2 separate regions of the Homo sapiens genome follow, and region 2 is linked to region 1. A link is a loop called in an ENCODE intact Hi-C map of the cell type or tissue named here. Cell type or tissue: prostate gland. All regions are shown on one strand. Links, peaks and the distances in the headings refer to the core of each region. The heading gives the core; the rest is flanking DNA. Region 1 has its middle 12 kb from the start of GCNT1. Region 2 has its middle 23 kb from the start of FOXB2.

Region 1 (2,918 bases), core at 304-2,803:
AAATTTAGCATTTCTGTCCAAAAGAAAATGACATGTACAGTGAGCAGATGCCCATCAGGGTGTTTACCAGCAAAAACAAGTTAAAAGAAGTACCTGTCTGAATGGATCAACAAATTGCAGCATATCATATTAAAATAATGGAATGACATTTAAGAAAGCAAAATTGATTCACACTTCAACATGGATGAATCTCCAGACCTTATGTGGAGATAAAGATGCCAAACACGAAAGAGTACAGACCGTTTGATTCATGTTTATGTATCTGAAATTCTGGAAGAGGCAAATCTAATCTATAGTGACAGAAAGGAGAGCAGTTGTTGCTGGGGCTGAGTGTGGGGAGAGGAGGGCATTTGCTTTTTGGGGTGATAGAAATGTTCTTTATCTTGATTGTGGTAATAATTGCCTGGGTTAGTAGGTTGGTCAGAAGTCATGGAACTATACACCTAAACAGCTATATTTTATTAAACCATGCCTCAATAAGATTTTTTTGCTGCTGTTGTTGTTTTGAGGTGGGGTCGTACTCTGCAACCCAGGCTGGAGTGCAGTGGCATGATCACAGCTCACTGTAGCCTCAGTCTTCTGGGCTCAAGCCATCCTCCCACCTCAGCCTCCCAAGTACCTGGGACTACAGGTACGTGCCACCACACCTGGCTAATTTTTGTATTTTTTGTAGAGATAGGGTTTCACCATGTTGCCCAGGCTGGTCTCAAACTCCTGGGCTTAAGTAATCCGCCTGCCTCGGGCTCCCAGAGTGCTTGGATTACAGGCGCGAGCCACCGCGCCTGGCTGTGTGTATATATATATATAAAGTGTCTGTTAGTAAAGACTAGAGGGGTAAACAGAAAGCAGACAGCATGTGTTGAGCAAAATCTGGACTCGCTGAGTTTGCAGTGATGATAAACTTTCAGAGTAGAGGCTCTCCAGGCTTCTCAAAGTATTCCTGGACTCAGTGATTCCTATCTGGAAGCCATCTGGACAAAGACGGCTGGCACAGCCATGCCACTAAATGCACTCTTTTGAGGGTAAGAGTGCATAGAAGTTGTGAGGCATTTTCAGTTTCAGGAATCCAGCACAGCAAAGGAAGATGACAGGGTCAGGGCGTACTGGACACAGGGATTGTGGACTGACATGCTAAAGAAGACGGATGAGCCAGGGGGCTCACAGAGTTTTTTTAAAGCTGAGCACCAAAATGCCTATGCTAAATGAACAAGAATGTTCTAGATATAAAAATTATTTAATAAACATCCTCCATACTGACTTGTAAATATTGCGTGAAGTGTGGCAGAGGCCCCCTCTGGTGGTAGTGTGCAAAATCACATGTATAACTATAAAAAAGTTAAGAAATAGGGTGAAAATCAGTCCTAGTGTTTACATACATTAGATGTTAGAGGTATATACTAAAGAGGCAGTTTAGGCTGGGCACAGTGGCTCATGCCTGTAATCCCAGCACTTTGGGAGGCTGAGGCAGCCCGATCGCTTAAGCCCAGGAGTTTAAGACCAGCCTGGGCAACATGGTGAAACCTCTCTCTACAAAAAAATAAAAATAAAAATTAGCTGGGGCGTGGTGGTGCACACCTATGGTCCCAGCTATTAAGGAGGCTAAAGTGGAAGGATTGCCTGAGCCCGGGAGGTTGAGGCTGCAGTGAGTGGTGATCAAGCCACTGCACTCCAGCCTGGGTGAGAGTGAGATCTGTCTCCAAAAAAGAAAAAGAAGAAAAAGAAAAAAAGAAAAGGAAGAAGCAATTCAGCAATATCCACATACCATCCATATCTGTTCTTTTTTTTTTTTTTTTTTTTTTTTTTTTTGACACAGGGTTTCACTCTGCCCAGGATGTAGTGCAGTGGCACGCTCCCAGCTCACTGCAGCCTCAATCTCCTGGGCTCAGACAATCCTCCTACCTCAGCCTCCCAAGTAGCTGGGATTACAGGTGGACGCTACCATGCCCAGTTAATTTTTGTATTTTTTGTAGAGATGAGGTATCACCATGTTGGCCACGTTGGCCTCAAACTCCTGGACTCGAGTGATCTGCCCGTCTCAGCCTCCCAAAGTGCTGGGATTACAGGCATGAGCCACTGTGCCCAGCCTAAACTGCCTCTTTAGTATGTACCTCTAACATCTAATGTATGTAAACACCAAGCCACTATGCTTGGCCCATATATGTTCTTTACTTTGCTTCTTCTCACTTAACACGTTTGGAAAATCATTCCATATTAGTTTATATAAAGCCTCTTTGTTCTTTTCAGTGTCTATCCAGTACGGGGCTATGCCATGATATTCAAATAGTTCCCTAATGGCCATTCCAGTTGTTTCCAGTTTTTTGCTATTATAAACAATGCTACAGTGAATGTCTTCACACATATATAAAACATATGTGTAGTATTAATTGCCGTAAGTGGTATTGCTTGGTCAAAATGTATGTGCATTTAAAAAGTTGATAGGTCTCACCCTCTGTGTGGGGGAAGATGATTGGCAATAGATACCATCAGACACAGGCAAAAGAAACAAGTTCCTTAGACCTTGATAAAGGATAGGAGAATTTAAACTCTAAGAAGATTGCATGGAGCGGGAGTTTTGGCAGCCGTCTTTTCCACAAGGGCAAACTTCCCTGGGTGCTGTGTGCTGGCTCCCATCAGCTTCTGCAAAAACTCTCCTTGTCTTACACCCTCTATATGTTCTGGAGACCCTGGCTATGTTCCTGACCAGAGAAGGGCACTGGAGTCACTCCAGTGCATTCCTGCATAATCTCTGCAAGGGAGACTTGAAGGTCAGTTTCCCAGGGTAAATTTTCTAGATAGATGATCCCCTAGGAACTCCCAGGCCTTAAGCTTCCTGATGACTCTTCATGTCTTCCACAGAGAAATTGTTCCAATTTACATTCTCACCAGCAATGTGTGACTTCCTGTTTCCCCCACACACT
Region 2 (2,918 bases), core at 314-2,813, 550 kb before region 1:
TTTTCAGGAAATCAAAGCATGTGGCCAAATACTGAAGCAAGAGGATGTCTGTTTATTGGTTTTTTTTTTTTTTTTTTTGAGACGGAGCTTCACTCTTGTTGCCCAGGCTAGAGTACAGTGGTGCCATCTCGGCTCACTGCAACCTCTGCTTCCTGGGTTCAAGCAATTCTCCTGCCTCAGCCTTTCGAGTAGCTGGGATTAACAGGTGCATGCCACCATGCCCCGCTAATTTTTGTATTTTTAGTAGAGACAGGGTTTCACCATGTTGGCCAAGCTGGTCTTGAGCTCCTGACCTCAGGTGATCCTTGGCCTCCCATAGAGCTGGGATTACAGTGTGAGCCACTGCTCCTGACCTTTTTTTGTTCTTTTAAAAAATAGGTCCAGGTATATTCAGGTTGAAAGAACTGATTAGAGTTTATGATTTGACTAGCCCAGAAGTTTTTTTCTTTTAAAACCAACTTTATTGAGGTACAATTTACACCAAATACAAATGCACTAATTTAAAATGTGTACTTCAGTTGGGTGAGGTGGCTCATGCCTGTAATCTCAGCAATTTGGGAGGCCGAGGTGGGAGAATCAGTTGAGCTCAGGAGTTCAAGACCAACCTCAGCAATATGACAAAATCTCATCTCTACAAAAAATACAAAAATTAGCCAGATGTGGTGGTGCGTGCCTGTAGTCTCAGCTACTCAAGAGGCTGAGGTGGGAGGATTGCTTGAACCTGGGTGATCGTGGCTGCAGTGAGCTGTGATCATGCCACTGTACTCTAGCCTGGGCTAGAGTGAGACCCTATTTCAAAAAGAAAAAATAATAAAATAATATAAAATAAAATGTATAGTTCAATGGGTTTTGACAAATGTTCAATGGGTTTTGACAAGTGTGTGTGGCTGTGCCATCAACATCACAATCAAGATCTAGAACATTTGCATCAGTCTAAAATGTTCCCCTGGGCCCACTGGAAGTTCCTCCTGTCCCAGGCAATCAGTGAGGTGATTTCTATCAGCATAGGGTAGTTCTGCCTGTTCTGGACCTTCATGTAAAAGGAATAAATGGAACTTTACACATGTACTATTTTATGTCTGGCTTGTTTTGCTCAGCGCAGTGTTTTTGGGATTCATTATTTTTGTTATGTGTATCACCAGCATCAGTAACAGAATCCTTTAAAAAAAATCTTTCGGTTAACTCAGTCAAAATGTCAACCATTATTTGTACATTATAAATTAATAATATATGCACTTTGAAATGTGTTTGTTTTTGGAAAAGCAGCTCATAGGTGAGGAGTACCACCAAGCTCTAAAATATTTGAGTAGCCATGAGTAATTGTGTAATTGTGAGGACTGGGGAACAGTGGGAAGACTGGCTGCAGTGCTGGCCCTGCCACTGACTGAGTTTGAGCAAGGCCCATCACCAACTGGGACTCAGTTTCCCCAAAAGGACCAGTCTTTGCTGTCTCCTGAGGCCCATCGTACATCTGACACACATACTGTTTTGGGGATGGCCACTGAGCAGCGGGGCCAGCAGAGGGAGCAGGAGTCAACAGATGAGCTGCAGAGCTGGGCCAGCACCTTGAAGGGGCCTCTGGGACACAGGCCACCGCAGGCACCACCTCGTTCCAGAGCTCAGCATGTTCCCGTGGTGGACTGAGTTTTAAAGTGACTTATGACTTTAGATATGACTTTGCAAAGAGATTTCTTATTAGGGCGAGCTTGAAGGTTCTTTCTTTTTATTTTTTTTGTAATCTAAAAAAGATCTTACTGCCAACAAAAGGGGGGCATAAACAAGAGATCTCTGTGTGATCTTAGAAGCAAATACAATAGATTCACATTCAAAATTTATTTACATTAACCTTTAGAATAAATTAACTTTTAATGGTCATTACCCTAGAGAAGAATTGTACAAAAATGTCAAAAGGGCCTCTTTGGAGTATACAACAGGGTGTGTGTAGGTTATGTATAAATACTATGCCATTTTATATAAGAGACTTGAACATCAGGAATTTTGGTATCCAGGAAGGGTTCTGGAATCAATTCCCCTAAAATACCAACGGATGACTGTATAGAATTGTCAAAAATAAATTATTTTATAATATGCCATGGTCTAAAAATAGTAGTGAGTTTTTAAAAGCCATAACCTGATTTGCCTCTGAGGCCCTCTCTGTAAGCATAGTTAAAGGGACATTTCATCTGAGAAATTACCCTTGCCTACCATCCCTACACTGTTAGCTCACAGAGTTATTTCTGTTCTCTGTTTCCTTTGCTTCTATAGCCATAACTGATATTGCATGAAATATTTGTGGTCTTATATTTGCTCCCCCAATGCTTCTCTTTATAATATTGAACCACCCAAAACCAGAGAGGGGAATTAGGATGCATGTGGCTTGCTGAGAAACATCCTATAGACATTTAGGATAGCTTCAGAGTACCACCTCTACCTCTCCCACAACAAAACATTGTCTTGGAACAACCACGTTGATGAAAAGTTTTGTGATTTTCTAACTCAGCAATATGACACATACAAATAGGGAGGGTAAATATACTATAAATGGCATTTTCCAGGTAAAATTAGAAGAGTACTAAAAAGGCAAGTTGTAAAAAGGAAGCTTTTGCTGAGACTCCTGGAAGGAGCAGAAGGAAGGGGGTGAGGGTAGCGAGAAGAAAATAAGGCTGGGCGCGGCGGCTCACACTTGTAATCCCAGCACTTTGGGAGGCTGAGGCAGACAGATCACTTGAGCTCAGGAGTTTGAGACCAGCCCAGGCAACATGGTGAAACCCCATCTTTATTAAAAATACAATAAATTAGCTGGGCATTGTGACTCGTGCACGTAGTCCTAGCAGGAGGGAGGCTGAGGTAGGAGAATCGCTTGAACCCAGGAGGCGGAGATTGCAGTGAGCTGAGATTGCATCACTGCACTCCAGCCT

Evidence for each region. Hi-C counts contacts between places; a loop is a spot of excess contacts. Peaks named below come from ENCODE experiments on the same cell type or tissue, not always from the same donor. Only the 100,000 strongest peaks of a DNase experiment are listed, where the experiment ranks them.
Region 2: it touches region 1 in a loop (4-fold over the local background); 12 of 110 quality-filtered maps call a loop at or near these places.

The regions. Positions count from the first base shown.
Region 1 is chr9:76,446,040-76,448,957 of GRCh38, reverse strand. It overlaps a transcript of GCNT1 not described here. Among named protein-coding and RNA genes, the nearest start is that of GCNT1, 12 kb to the left of the region's middle. In prostate gland, for the core only: a CTCF peak has its summit at 1,303 (motif pointing left); a DNase peak (open chromatin) is centred at 1,297.
Region 2 is chr9:76,995,511-76,998,428 of GRCh38, reverse strand. No RefSeq gene overlaps it. Among named protein-coding and RNA genes, the nearest start is that of FOXB2, 23 kb to the left of the region's middle. In prostate gland, for the core only: a CTCF peak has its summit at 1,495 (motif pointing right); a DNase peak (open chromatin) is centred at 1,534.